2 separate regions of the Homo sapiens genome follow, and region 1 is linked to region 2. Evidence: read pairs that join two places in POLR2A ChIA-PET (ENCODE). Cell type or tissue: GM12878. All regions are shown on one strand.

What was found. ChIA-PET counts read pairs that join two places held together with the same protein. Peaks named below come from ENCODE experiments on the same cell type or tissue, not always from the same donor. Only the 100,000 strongest peaks of a DNase experiment are listed, where the experiment ranks them.
Region 1: POLR2A ChIA-PET joins it to region 2 with 14 read pairs; 2 of 35 experiments call an interaction of 5 or more read pairs at or near these places.

The regions. Positions count from the first base shown.
Region 1 is chr17:59,566,701-59,574,700 of GRCh38, forward strand. DHX40 (DEAH-box helicase 40) reads left to right here. Exons shown (of 18, transcript NM_024612.5): 2 at 1-94; 3 at 3,818-3,963; 4 at 6,416-6,535; 5 at 7,040-7,267; 6 at 7,488-7,554. Among named protein-coding and RNA genes, the nearest start is that of DHX40, 5.1 kb to the left of the region's middle. In GM12878, no CTCF peak of the experiment used is centred here; no DNase peak of the experiment used is centred here; H3K4me3 peaks cover 32 bases; H3K27ac peaks cover 264 bases.
Region 2 is chr17:59,758,635-59,766,634 of GRCh38, forward strand. VMP1 (vacuole membrane protein 1) reads left to right here. Exons shown (of 12, transcript NM_030938.5): 6 at 6,337-6,504. Among named protein-coding and RNA genes, the nearest start is that of VMP1, 55 kb to the left of the region's middle. In GM12878, no CTCF peak of the experiment used is centred here; a DNase peak (open chromatin) is centred at 4,023; H3K27ac peaks cover 1,290 bases.

The sequences.
Region 1 (8,000 bases), 190 kb before region 2:
ATTCAAGCTGTGAGGGACAATTCATTCCTTATTGTTACTGGAAATACAGGAAGTGGTAAAACAACTCAACTCCCAAAATATCTATATGAAGCAGGTGATTTTTTTCTGTTGTAATAATTGGAAATATTTTAAAAATATCCTCTTTTTAAAGGCCAGTAGGACTTCTGTACTCCATGATTGCCCAGTATTTGCTTTATAGTCCCGCTTCTCTTGGCACACCCCCTTCCCCTATGTCTCCTTTGCTTCTTTATGGTCTATTTCAGGTTCAAGAATTAGTTGGGATGGCAAATTTTCCCATTTTTAATTACCATAATAATCTCAAATAGAATTACATCTAGATATTCCATTTTATAGAATAAAGTTGTCTAGCAGTAGACTATTAACCATTGGATACTGAAATAATTTTGAGGGGTAAGAGATATGTGATATCTGTTGCTGCCATTAGTACTTCTTGGTTCTTTCTCTAGAGCATTATCAGGTAAATATTTATCCCCTGACTTTGCCAGCGCAAGCCAACTAACAAATTACCTTTAAAATACGTTAAGTAAAGTTAATAGGAGGCCTTTGGTTTGGACTGATCCCCCGCACTAGACCCAACAGACCAAACCAAAATGGAGTTACTCATACTGAAGTTCCACGCCACCAAGTCTAGAAACTAAATTTTTCATCTACTGAGAAATCAGGAGAAAGAGATAATAGCCAAATCCCCAAACAGACCAGTTTTAGGAGCATCAAGAAGTTTCCTCTGCTTTAACTTTGACAAGAAAAGTAACTTTGAAATGAGCAATCTGCTTTTTGTTTTCTGTTTCTGCTTTCCTCAGCCCTTTTCTGTCTATACAATCAGCCTCCTCTGCTCAGCTCATTGGAACACTGATTCTATTTTATGAGACGATGGGTTGATGTGATTCCAGAGTTAGAATCACAAAAGCCAATTAAAAAGTTTTGGCTGGGCACAGTGGCTCACGCCTGTAATCCCAGCACTTTGGGAGCCCGAGGTGGGCGGATCATGAGGTCAGGAGATCGGGACCATCATGGCTAACACAGTGAAACCCTGTCTCTACTAAAAATAGAAAAAAAAAAAATTCGCCGGGCGTGGTGGTGGGCGCTTGTAGTCCCAGCTACTCGGGAGGCTGAGGCAGGAGAATGGCATGAATCTGGGAGGCGGAGCTTGCAGTGAGCCGAGATCGTGCCACTGTACTCCAGCCTGGGAGACAGAGTGAGACTCCGTCTCCAAAAAAAAAAAAATTTTTTAGGCCGGGCGCAGTGGCTCAAGCCTGTAATCCCAGCACTTTGGGAGGCCAGGGCAGGTGGATCATGAGGTCAGCAGTTCGAGACCAGCCTGGCCAACATGGTGAAACCCGTCTATACTAAAAATACAAAAATTAGGCGTGGTGGCGGGCGCCTATAATCCCAGCTACTTGGGAGGCTGAGGCGGGAGAATCACTTGAACCCAGGAGGCAGAGGTTGCAGTGAGCTGAGACCGTGCTGTTGCACTCCAGTCTGGGCAACAGAGTGAGACTCTGTGTCAAAAAAAATAAATAAAAATAAAATAAATTTGTTGTAATTTTGTTTTTTGACAAGTGTCATTCAGTATGACAGAACTTTCTGTCATAAGGTTTGTAAAGAGCAGTATTATATTGGATATGATTTGCCTTAAAAAATAACAAATGTATTATTCTAATGCTTCAATCTAAGGTGCCATCTATTAAGATATATCACTATTTTATGTGCAGTAATCCCTTCTTATCCTTGGGAGATGCCTTCTAAGACCACTCAATGCCTGAAACTGCCAATAATACCAAACCCTGCATATACTATGTGTTTTCCTATACATACATACATACTTTTGATAAAGTTTAGTTTATAAATTAGGCATAGTAAGAAATTAACAACAACAACAATAAAATAGAGCAGTTATGACAATATACTGTAGTAAAACTTTTGTAAATGTGGTCTCTCTCTGTCTCTCAAAGTACTGTAACATTTTTGGACCTCCACTGACTGTAGGTAACTGAAAAATTGGAAAGCAAAACCAAAGGTAAAGAGGGACTACTGTATTAGTAAGAATGGAAATGCGCCATCGATTTTAAGATGCAGCTCCATTCCCAAATATATTAAAATGGTATATGGAAGGTGCATATATATATATATATAAATATAGATATATATATTTATTTATTTTTTTGAGATGAGATCTTACTATGTCGCCCAGGCTGATCTCAAACTCCTGAGTTCAAGCAATCCTCCTACCTCAACCTTCTGAGTAGCCAGGCTCCTGAGTAGCTGGGATTACAGGTGTGTACCACTGCTCCCAGCAGAAAGGTGGCATATTTAAGTCCAGTTTTAGGCTGGGTGCAGTGGCTCATGCCTGTGATCCCAGCACATTGGGAGGCTGAGGCAGATGGATCACTTGAGGTCAGAAGTTTGCGACCAGCCTGGCCAACATGGTGAAACCCCATCTCTACTAAAAATACAAAATTAGCTGGGTGTGGTGGCGCGCACCTGTAATCCCAGTTACTCAGGCGGCTGAGGCAGGAGAATTGCTTGAACCCAGGAGGTAGAGGTTGCAGTGAGCCGAGATTGTGCCACTGCACTCCCGCCTGGGCAACAGAGCAAGACTCTATCTCAAAAATAAATAAATAAATAAATAAATAAATAAATAAATAAATCCAGTTTTACTCTTGTGGCAAAAGTAAATTTATTTTGGGAAGTGTGTGGAATTTTATGAATTCTTATGTTTCAAAATTCTTGGCTTACCTTTAGAGTAGATTTTTAGACAGAAAAAAACAGACAAAGCCTGAATTCTAATTTAAAAAATATATTTTTTACAAAAAAATTAGCTGGGCCTGGTGGCAAGCGCCTGTAATCCCAGCTGCTCAGGTGGCTGAGGCAGGAGAATCGCTTGAACCCAGGAAGTGAAAGTTGCAGTGAGCCGAGATCGCGCCACTGCATTCCAGCCTGGGCAACAGAGCAATACTCCGTCTCAAAAAAGAAAAAAATATATATATATCTATATATATATATAGATATATATATAATTTTTTCTTTCTTTTTTTTTGTTTTGGCTGGGCGTGGTGTCTCAAGCCTATAATCCCAGTACTTTGGGAGGCAGAGGCAAGTGGATCACCTGAGGTTGGGAGTACAAGACCAGCCTGACCAACAGGGAAAAAACCCGTCTCTGCTAAAATACAAAATTAGCCCGGCATGGTGGCACATGCCTGTTATCCCAGCTACTCGGGAGGCTGAGGCAGGAGAGTTGCTTGAACCTGGGACGCAGAGGTTGCGGTGAGCCGAGATTGCGCCATTGCACTACAGCCTAGGCAACAAGAGCAAAACTCTGTCTAAATATATATAATATACATTATATTATAATGTATATTTATATATAATATATAGTATATATTATAATATATTATAATGTATATTTATATATAATATATTATAAATTATATAATACATATAATATGTTATATATTAATATATATAATATATAATATATTATAATATATATTATATATTAAATATATATTAGTATATAATATATATAATATATAAATATATATAATATAAACTGGATTTATATTATATATATTTATATATTATATATATAATATATTTTTGCATGGTTATTAATATGTATTATTTTAAATTAATATTTAAATTTCCATGATGCAAACATAGCAGTGTGTTTTTAATTTGCGAGATATTCTTTTGGAAACATTCAAGCAGTTTTGTGTTGATTGGCCAAAAACAATTTAGCTCTAATAGGAAGACAATTGCTAACATTGTTGTGTTTCTTTATCTCTGGTTTTGATAGGGTTTTCACAACATGGTATGATTGGTGTAACTCAACCACGAAAAGTAGCTGCTATATCAGTTGCTCAGAGAGTAGCTGAAGAAATGAAATGCACTTTGGGATCCAAAGTAGGATACCAAGTTCGTTTTGATGATTGCAGTTCTAAGGTACAAAAGTCTTGTTGGTATTTGTTTCTTTTCTTTTATGGGACAGGGTCTTGCTCTGTCGCCCAGCCTGGAGTGCGTGGCGCAATCATGGCTCTCTGTAGCCTCTACCTTCTGGGCTCAAGTGATCTCCTACCTCAGCCCCTTGGGTAGCTGGGACTACAGGAGCATGCCACCATGCCCAGCTAATGTTATAAACTTAACAGAAAGAGTGGAGAGAGTTCTGAAAGATTTTTAACTTCAAAGTTCAATATATATTTTAAAGAATTTATTTTTGTTGTTCATTGTTAATGCTTTAGCTCTCAAGTGTCTGATGTTCATCCCATTTTCTCCTTCCTTAGTTTATAAATGACAGTTTATTTTCTTAGGATTCTCTTATTTATGTTTTTTAACTGTAAGGATTCTTGACATGTAGGTTTTTAAAATGTTTTATTGTAGTAAAATATATATAACTTAAAATCGACCATTTTACTATTTTGGTATACAATTCAGTGCCATTAAGTATGTTCACAATGGGCTGGGCTCGATGGCTCACGTCTGTAATCCCATCACTTTGGGAGGCCGAGGCGGGTGGATCACCTGAGGTCAGGAGTTCGAGACCAGCCTGACCAACATGGAGAAACCCTGTCTCTTTTAAAAATACAAAATTAGCTGGGCACGGTGGTGCATGCCTGTAATCCCAGCTACTCAGGAGGCTGAGGCAGGAAAATGGCTTGAACCCGGGAGGCGGAGGTTGCGGTGAGCTGAGATCGCGCCACTGCACTCCAGCCTGGGCAACAAGAGCAAAACTCCACCTCAAAAAAAAAAAAAAAATGTGTTCACAATGTTGGGTAACCATCACCATTTCTACTTTCAGAACTTTTTTTATCATCCCAAACAGAAACTCTTATAGATTAAAACCCCCATTTCTCCCTCCCCCTAGCCTCTGGTAACTTCTTTTTTTTTTTTGAGACGAAGTCTCACACCATTGCCCGGGCTGGAGTGCAGTGGCGCAACCTCCACTCCCTGCAACCTCTGCCTCCCAGGTTCTAGTGATTCTCCTGCCTCAGCCTCCCAAGTAGCTGGGTTTACAGGCTCCTGCCACCACGCCCAGCTAATTTTTTGTATTTTTAGTAGAGATGGGGTTGGTCTCAAATTCCTGACCTTGTGATCTGCCCACCTCGGCCTCCCAAAGTGCTGGGATTACAGGGTAAACCACCGCGCCCTGCTGTATCTTCTGTTCTACTTTCTGTCTCTACAAATTTGCCTACTCCGGGTACCTCATTCAAGTGGAATCACACAATATTTTGTACTTCGTGTCACTCTTATTTCACTGAGCATGTTTTCAGGTTGATTTATTTTATGTGTTTGTATTCTTGAAGTCAATGGAAAGCTGAATTAACAAAATCAGCCAATTAACAAAATCAGCAAGTGTTAAAGCATCTTCTATATTCATGGCACCAACAAATTTAAAATTTTCTTTTTAATAGTGAATATTATAATTTACATTCCCTGTGGATTTCTTAATCCTGTCCAGCTACAAAACGATCCCTGGTTTACATATGTTCCCTAATGGGAATGGCCATCAAATGTGGCACAAGATGACTCCCCAAAATACTATCTTTTTGCCTTCCTAGTGGTCACTGTTTTTTCTTTCTTCTTTCCCTTGTTTTATGGATGTCGTTGCTGTTATTCCTACCCTTTGGACCTTTTTCTCACCCTGTTTTAATGCTTGTTGAGTAACACATTTTTATTTGGAGATAGTGTCTTACTAAGTCACCCAGGCTGGAGTGCAATGGCGTGATCTCAGCTCACTGCAATCTCCGCCTCTCAGGCTCAAGCAGTCCTCCCGTCTCAGCCTCCCAAGTAGCTGGGACTACAGGCGTGACCCACCACACCTGGCTAATTTTTATATGTTTATTAGAGATGTGGTTTTGCTATGTTGTCCAGGCTGGTCTCGAACTCCTGGACTCAAGTGATCCGCCCACCTCAGCAACCCAAAGTGCTGGGATTACAGGCGTGAGCTACCGTGTCTGACCTAAGTAACACATTTTTTAATAGAGAAGAGGAGAGAGTGGGTGGAAAGTATGCACCTACCATTTTCTCATTTCCCCCGAATCCTCTAAAATAGGGGCTGAGTCAGAAAGATAAATCTCATTTCACTGTTGTTTCCCACAACTTGCTTACCCAATGCCATTGCATCATCTTGCCACTTTCCTCTGACTTTATTGTATTTCCTTATTGGTGATTTTTGTTGCTTTGTCCAAGAATACCCAAGTGAGTTATTTGTCCCTTTTTCTGTATAGACAGCATGTTTTGTAACTTACCATCATTTTGTATACATAAGTTAGACTATTTTTATGTACCCTTTTGTTTAGTCAGAGTGGTTTGATCACTTAATGTTTGTACCTCTTGAGGAAAAATTTAGTTGGGAAAATAGTGGTGAATTCCTGTGACACTGCTGTTTGAACATTAGGAGACAGCAATCAAATATATGACTGATGGATGTTTACTGAAACATATTCTGGGAGACCCAAATCTTACCAAATTCAGTGTCATTATTTTGGATGAAGCCCATGAAAGAACTCTAACTACAGTGAGTATTTTAATTTATTATTATTTTTTTATTAGCAAGTAGTTTGTTTGGGTAGCTTTTTATTGTGTAGAGAATTGCCTCCTCTTACTTTTTAATTTAATTTAATTTTTTAGAGATGGAGTCTTGCTCCATCACCCAGGCTGGAGAGCAGTGGCACGATCATAGCTCACTGCACCCTTGAACTCCTGGGCTCAAGTGATCCTCCCATCTCAACCTCCTGAGTTGCTGGTACTGCAGACGTGCATCACCATGTCTGGCTAATTTTTAAGAATATTTTTTGTAGAGACAGTGTCTCGTTTTGTTTCCCTGGCAGGTCTCGACCTCCTGGCCTCCGACCTTGGCCTCCCAAAGTGCTGGGATTACAGGTGTGAGCCACTGCACCTGGCTCCTACTTATATTTTAATGTATTAAAATAGGAATTCCTTGGTTAGAATAGCAGTGTATCTAAAATAGTTTGGCTGTTAAGTGTACTTGTGACTTACTAGAAATTTACTTTTCTTTCAGGATATCTTATTTGGTTTATTGAAGAAGCTATTTCAGGAGAAGTCTCCTAATAGGAAGGAGCATTTAAAAGTGGTGGTAATGTCAGCAACTATGGAATTAGCCAAGCTCTCTGCATTCTTTGGAAATTGTCCAATATTTGATATACCTGGAAGGCTTTATCCAGTCAGAGAGAAATTCTGCAATTTGATTGGTCCACGAGACAGAGAAAATACTGCGTATATTCAAGCGGTATTACTTGGCATTCATTTAATGTCTTTTTTAAATATCTATGATTCTTACTAATTGGGTGGTTTGATAATTCATTTGTTCACTACTATTTTAATGACAGTCCTCACAGGTCCTAGAACTTTTAAGAACCAAATTTAATTTTTCTGTGGGGCAAGGGAAGTGGTGGTAAGGGAATGACTGTATTTCCACTAGCATATTATGCCTGCATTTCTTGCTTTAGATTGTGAAAGTCACCATGGATATCCATTTGAATGAAATGGCTGGAGACATCTTGGTTTTTCTGACTGGTGAGCATTCAGTATCAAGTTAAAAAACTTAAGTATTTGTAAGTAAGGAATGTGGCACCCAGATAGAGTGCTACCTCTGTTGGGAATTCTGTGCCCTTCTCAAGTGTTGCCCTAGCTTTTTCTGATTATCTGAATAATTTTAGGTAAAAGATAGATAAAAATTGTAAGCTAGCTGCCAAAGAGGATTATATATATTTATGTCAAAGACATATGTTTATGTCAAAGACATAATAGTATGTATATATATTTTATGTCAAAGACATAGTAGTATATGTCAAAGACGTAATAGTGTATATGTATATATACACACACATATATGTCAAATGTCAAAGACATCAGGCTCATTAGTAAATATATGTAAAACACACTGACCTTTTAATAGAAAGAAATTAAATAGTGAAATATTGTTTTTGTTGGTCTGTCTTAGATAGAAATGTAACCTGACT
Region 2 (8,000 bases):
GGCAACATAGGGGGACCCATCTCTAAAAATAACAAAAAAAAAATTATCTGGGCCAGGTGCGCCGGCTCACACCTGTAATGCCAGCACTTTGGGAGGTGTTGGTAGGAGGATCCCCTGAGCCTAGGAGTTTAAGCAACACAGGGAGACCTGTCTACAAATAATGAAAAAAAATTAGCTGGGCTGGGCACTCTGGCTTACACCTGTAATCCCAGCACTTTGAGAGACTGAGGTGGGTAGATCACTTGAGCCCAAGAGTTAGAGACCAGCCTGGGCAACAGGCAAAACCCCACCTCTACAAAAAATTAGCCAGGCGTGGTGGTGTACACCTGTAGTCCCAGCTACCCAGGAGGCTGAGGTGGGAAGATCACCAGAACTCTAGAGGTTGAGGCTGCAGTGAGCCAAGATCTTGCCACTGCACTCCAGTTTGGGTGATGGAATGAGAGACCCTGTCTCAACAACAACAACAACAAAATTAGTTGGTTGTGGTATCTTGCGCCAGCAGTCCCAGTTGGGTGGATCACCTGAGGTCAGGAGTTCAAAACCAGCCTGACCAACATGGTGAAACCACATCTCTACCAAAAATACAAAAATTAGCTGGGTGTGGTGGCGGGTGCCTGTAACCCCAGCTACTTGGGAGGCTGAGGCAGGAGAATTGCTTGAACCCCAGAGGCGAAGGTTGCAGTGAGCCAGGATCGTGCCATTGCACTCCAGCCTGGGCAACAGAGTGAGACTCTGTCTCAAAAAAAATAAAATAAAGAAATTTCTAGCTATAATTGGGGATTTGTTCATTTCTGTGTTCTGTCAGTTTTTGCTTTATGTATTTTCACACTCTGTTATTGGTTGTATACACATTTAGAATTGGTCTGACTTCCTGAGAATTAGACCTTTTATCATTTGTTCCTATGAATCTCTGTTAATATTCTTTGTCATTAAATCTACTTTGTCTAATATCAATTTAGCTACTTTATCTTTTTTATGGATTTTTTAAATGGTTTTTCTTTTCCCATTTCTTTACTCTTTCTTTTCTGGGTTCTTAATATTTAAAGTGGGTTTCTTATAGACAGCGTGTACTAATCCAGTGTGACAGTGTCTGCCTGAATTTATACATTTGGTCCATTTGCAATTAATGTAGTTATCAATATGATTGGGTTTAAGTCTACCCTCAAACTGTTTGTCATATCTAATTTTTCATTCCTTTTTCTTTTTTCTCTGCCTTCTTTTGGACTGAGGATTTTTTTGTTTTGTTTTGTTTTGTTTTGTTTTTTGGTGTTTTTTTTTTTTTTTTTTTTGGTATTGAATTTATTTGCTTGTTTGTTCTACTTCTTTTAAAATTTTTAGTGGTATAGCTAGGTGTAGTGATGCATGCCTGTGGTCCCAGCTACTCGGGAGGCTGAGGTAGAATCTCATGAGCCTGGGCAGTCAAGACTCCACTGAGCTGTGATCACACTACTGCCCTCCAGCCTGGGCAACAGGGTAGGACCCTTTCTCAAAAAAAAAAAAGAAAAAAAAAATTAGTGGTTGTCCTAAGGTTTGCAATATGCTCCATTAACTTACAGGGTGAACAATGAAGTATTGTTTTCTCATTTTGTATAAAATATAACAACCTTATAATAGTGTTCTTCATTTCCTCCTCCCATAATTTATAATTTATGCTTTAGTTGTCATACATTTTACTTCTTGTATATTTTACTTCCTCATATGTCGTAAATCCACAGTACTGTTTTGAAATATATTTTTTTGAAATATATTTTCCCTAGCTCCCAGATTCACAGGTATTTTTTTCTTTGACATTTTAAAGAAGTAATTCTGATGTCCTGTGGTTTGCATTATTTCTGATGAAAAGTCTGACCTATTTTTCCCTGTAGATGTTTTATTTTTATCTACTCTATTGTTTTTAAGACTTTTCCTCTTGTCATTGAATTATAGCAATTTCATTATGACATGATTGTGATGATTTTTAGCAGTTTGATTATGTTTTATTTTCTATTTTCTTTTTTCTTTTTTTGAGATGGCATCTTGCTCTGACGTCAGGCTGGAGTGCAGTGGCGCAATCTCGGCTCACTGCAATCTCCGCCTCCCGGATTCAAGCCATTCCCCTGCCTCAGCCTCCCGAGTAGCTGGGATTACAGGTGCGCACCACCATACCCAGCTAATTTTTGTATTTTTAGTAGGGATGGGGTTTCACCATGTTAGCCAGGATGGTCTCAATCTCCTGACCTCATGATCCACCCACCTTGGCCTCCCAAAGCGCTGGGATTACAGGCGTGAGCCACCATGCCCGGCCTATATGTTTTCTTTTCTTTTCTTTTTTGTGCTGGCATGCAGTGTTGAGATCTCAGCTCACCGCACCCTCTGCCTCCTGGGTTCAAGCGATTCTCCTGCCCCAGCCTCCCCAGTAGCTGGGATTATAGGCACTTGCCACCATGCCCGGCTAATTTTTTGTATTTTTAGTAGAGACAGGTTTCACCATGTTGGCCAGGCTAGTCTCGAACTCCTGACCTCATGATCCACCCACCTTGGCCTCCCAAAGTGCTGGGATTACAGGCGTGAGCCACCGCACCCAGCCCATGTGTTTTATTTTCTTTGTGTCGATCCTGACTGGATTTGTTCAGTTTCTTAAGTCTGTGGATTGATACTTTTCATCAAATCTGGGTCTGTTTCTATTGAGCAATATTTCTTTTGGTTATGAGTTATAATTTGCTGCTTCGCATATCTAGTAATATTATATTGAGTGCTAGTAATTTTTAATTGAATGCTAGATATGTAGTATTAAATTGTTGATTGTATGGATTTTGTCTTCCACTATAGAACATTGATGTGGGGGGAGGGTGAAGGGGACAATTAAGTTACCTGTGGATCAGCTTGATCTTTTTAAGACTTGTTTTAAACCCTGTTAGGGTCAGACTAGAGTAGCTTTCACCTTAGGACCAGAAGGAAAGGTCGTACCTACCCAGGCATGACCTTTCTGGGTTGAATGCTGAGTCTCTCTACTCTAGCTGGTTGATCACAAATGTTTCCCAGGCCTGTGTGAACTCTGGGAATTGGTCAGTTTACAAATCCCCAGTAATTATTCTTTTCCCAGTAGTTCTTGTAGTTCTTTGCCTGGACTTGTGGTCTCACCTTAGCATGCAATGCAGCTTTGTGTGCCAGAGTCTGAAGGGGACCCCTGTGCAGATTTCTAGAGTTCCTTCTCTGTGTAGCTTTCTCTTTTCTGGTATACTGCCTCATAAATTCTGACTGCCTCAGCCTTCTTGAATCCTGAACTCGTGAACCCCAATCTCATTCTCAACTCGGCAGGAGCAACATGCTTTGTTTGGGCTCTTGCTCTTTTGACCATGGAATTTTTGGCAGGCATGGAATGTGTCTACAGACAAGAAGCCAGAGTCAATGTATGGTTTCTTCATTTTTATCCCTTCTCTTAGTAATCAAAGCCCTGTACTGCCTGTAGTACAATGTCTAAAAAGAATTGTCCCATATATTTTGTCCAGTTTTCTAATTGTTTGCTATAGAAATGAAAGTCTAGTATCCGTTACTTCATCCGCCGTGAGACAGAAAACCTTCAGCCATAGACCAGGATCCCTAACCCATGCTCCCACAAGAGTTGGAACCTGCTGCTCAGTAAATATATAAATTTTATATCCTGTGGCAGGTTTTATCCAGTTAGGCTTTTCAATTAATACTATAGCTGTTTGGGTCTTTACCCTCTTGTTTCTTTGTTTAGTATGGTTAAAAATGTGACTCATATTTGCTACATTGTAGTGAGACTTGTAGTTTTTAGAAAATATACTTTAAAAGTAGTTTGAATTATGTGTAACTTTTAAAACTTTTAATCAAAAATTTTTTTATTTGAATTTTTCATATAAACATATTTTTTCATTCAAATCGGTTATATTTAAAAACCATTAAGCTAAAATGTTGAATAGAACTTGTGAGGTTTCCTATCACTTAATATAGTTTAAACTATGAACAAAGGACAAGAAACTGAGTTGTTAATGTTCATTTTGTCTGGGAACCACCACATCTGCCTCAAAGGCTGAGTAATCATGACTTACTAGTGTGGTTATGGAAAATATATGTCAGTTTAGTTGAGTGAATGAACAGACTTCTTTAGAAGAAAGAATTCTCAAATCAGAGACTTGAAAAAACATTCTCAAATCAGATTGTTGAAAATTTCCCTTTTCAGAATAACTAAAAATGAAAACTATAAAGAACTTTTATTTTATTGGATAATGTGTTTAATCTGTTAGGATACATTTTTTATATTTCTGGAATGCAAATATAGCTTTTTCTTTCCTATCTATCCCAGAAATCTCATTATTTTAGCTCCCAGAGCAATTTATTTTTGTTCACTTGAAATTCATTTCTAACTTTAGCTGTAGACTACCTGTAGCCAAAGAGGACAGTAACATGGGGACAGCATGGACAAACTCTTAAATTTTCTTCTTTTTCACTTATTGGCATTCATATGTCTCTTTTGTGTTTTCTAATAGTAAAGGTGGAAGTTACAGCTGATTTCTTCTTTTTTTTTTAATTATGTCTGATAGCTATAATTGTATGAGGAGAAATGTTTCACAAACTATGCAGTTATTCTGAATATCACAAACTTTGGGGTTTTTTTGTAGTATCACAAAATAATTCTTTTTTCCCCCAAGTGTGAAATCTCTTGTGTGCACCTGGCATTTAAAGAAATGATTGTAGATTTCATGGTTAATCATAAGTTTTCAAAAACCTAAGTAGTCAAAGTATTTTCAAAATCTTATATAATTATTTTAATACTTTAATATTTCTGCATTTCCAAGAATTAAAAGTCCCCAAAAAGAGGAACAAAGGCTAAAACTTCACATCGATTTTTTTGATCCAGAAAAAACTAATAATTAACTGATTCAGTTCCAAGGATTTCATTTTTTAGGTATTATTTTAACAGAAAATGCCGATTCTATTTAGAGATAAATATCACATATGTGTGAACAACTTTGTATATTAACATCAAACAAAATTTTATTATCTTGATAGTAGAATGTCTTAGTTTTATTTTTATCACTAGATTTTATGTACTTTGAACCACAGATTCTTTCATCAAGTGATCTTAAAATACTTTCTTATACACAGAGCCCACTTACTTTTCTGTGGGACTGTCTCATTTATGAAAAATCATTGGAGAAATCTTTAATAGAAACCTTCAGATTCAGAAATACTTGCACAATATAATTAGTAATAAAATCTCGTGTATATATATGTAAATAATTTTATTCTACAAATAAAGTATTTATCTTCATAATAGCTGATGGCTGCTAGTTACTGTATGCTAGAGGACATCTATCAACCTATGCTTAAGGGACCCAGGAATTTATATTTTAACCAACTCCCTAGTATGCAGACACCTCATCTTGTGCTTTTAGGAACCATTGTGTAAAACTCATTGATACTGGTTTCACAGTTACATTTTTGCTTTATGATCTCACTGGGAAAGGTTACATGAGGTGGTAGATCACCAGCTGTTTTTAAGTAAGGACGTAAAGTGATATTCTCAAATTGTGCCTAAAAGAACAGTGGCTCAGGAAGTTTTTTTTAATAAAAGGAATTATCTAACAAATGAGAAATATAGATAAATAAAATAAAAGTCAAGCAAGGAATTAGATCAGTGGTTGCCGGGGACTAGGACTTGAGGGAGGGAATTGGCCACAGAGGAACACAAGGGATTTTTTTTTATAAGGGATGGGGCCTTGTTCCGTTGTCCAGACTGGAGTGCAGTGGCACAATCATAGCCCACTACAGCCTCCAACACCTGGGCTCAAGCAATGCCTCCTACCTCCTGAGTAGCTGGGACTACAGGCACATGCCACAATGCATGGCTAATTTTTTAAATTTTTGTAGAGATGAGGTCTTGCTTTGTAGCCCAGGCTGGTCTTGAACTCCTGGCTTCAAGCAGTCATCCTGGCTCAGCCGCCCAAAGTGGTGGGAATACAGGCATGAGCTGCTGTGCCTGGCCAAGGGATCATTTTTGCAGTAATGGAAATGTTCTGTATCTTGATTGGTGTGGTTATATGGCTGAATATGTTCGTCAAAGCTAATTGAAATGTAGACCTCAAATAAGTGACTCATTATGTGTAAATTTTACCTCAATAAATCTGATTTTTTTTTAAGTCAACCAGGAAGAGATTCTGGGAAGGATTATTTTCTTCATATTACTAACTGCATCTTGAAATTATTTAGAATTATTTTTGTTCTTTGAAAGCTAAGATTTTTCTTACACAGTAATTAATATATTTTTAAAATAATGTGTATTGATAATTTTTTAATAGTTCTTATCAGAAGTTTCTTGTATTTGTTTTATAGGGTCCACATATAGCCTCAGTTACATTAGCTGCTTATGAATGCAATTCAGTTAATTTTCCCGAACCACCCTATCCTGATCAGATTATTTGTCCAGATGAAGAGGGCACTGAAGGAACCATTTCTTTGTGGAGTATCATCTCAAAAGTTAGGATTGAAGCCTGCATGTGGGTAAGATATGCATTTTCATATTTGTTTAAAACTAACCTCACCATCTTGATAGTGTGTGTACCTTATTGAAATGGAATCTAAACATATTCCTTGTCAGTAAATGATTCAGTCAGTAACCAGCTACCTACTTCCAAGGCAAAAGAAACCTTTTAGAGCATCTCCTATTCATGAATGGCATTGAGAAGAAAGGCATGAACCATATGTATCACAAAGCAACTGAGGCCAAGTAGACTCCAGCAGGGCAAGGGAGTACAGATGATGGAACCACAGTTGAGCCTTGAACCATGTGTGGGTTAGGGGTGCCAACCCCCTGTGCAGTAGGAAATCCACATATAACTTTTGACTCCCCAAAAACTTAACTGCTAATAGCCTACTGTTGAACGGAAGCCTTAATGATAAATAGTAGATTAACACATATTTTGTATGTGTTAATACAGTATTGTATACCATATTACAAAGAAAATTATAAGGGAAAGGAAATATATTTATTATTAATTAAGTGGAAACGGATCATCATTTCCACTCCATTTTCATGTTGAAGAGGCTGAGGCTGAGGAGGAGGCGGAGGGAAAGAAGGGGTTGGTCTTGCTGTCTTAGGGGTGGCACAGGCAAAGGAGGTGGAGGAGGTAGATGGGGAGCCATGAGAGGCACACCCATTATCACTTGTACTGGCACAGTTCAAATCCATGTTGTTCAAGGGTCAACTGTATACTACATTATAAAATTTGTTCTAGTATTTCTATACCTGATAAACTTTTAGAATTTATCTAAGAGTTATATAAAATATATATAAATATTAGATTGGTAATATATAGTTATATATAAATATTAGATTGGTAAATGTCATATGTCTTACTTTTTTTAATTTAAAATTTTACTTTTATTTATTTGGCAAATAAAAATTGTGTGTGTGTATATGTATGTATGCATTTATTTATTTATATATTTATTTACTGAGACAGGGCCTTGCTCTGTTGCCCAGGCTGGAGTGCAATGGCGCCATCTCGGCTCATTGCAGCTTCAACCTCCTGGGCTCAAGTGATCCTCCCGTATGTCTTACTTTTAGATTAAAATACTGTGCTCTGGCTGGGCCTGGTGGCCATCCCTGTAATCTCAGCACTTTGGGCGGCCAAGGCAGGCAGATCACTTGAGGCCAGGAGTTCGAGATCAGCCTGGTCAACATGGTGAAACCCTGCCTCTACTAAAAATACACAGATTAGCCGGGCGTGGTGGCGCATACCTGTCATCTCAGCTACTGGGGATGCTGAGGCATGAGAATTGCTTGAACCCAGGAAGTAGGGGTTGCAGTGAACCGAGACCCGCCACCGCTCTCCAGCCTGGGCTACAGAGCGAGACTACATCTCAACAACAACAAGAAAATATTATGTTCTTAGAGAACTCATTTCATTTTCTGAGTTATTATAATGCTAACTAAAGTAAGGTCAGACATTTCTTAATATAAACCAAGCCTTATTATAGTGAACGTATCAGGCTGT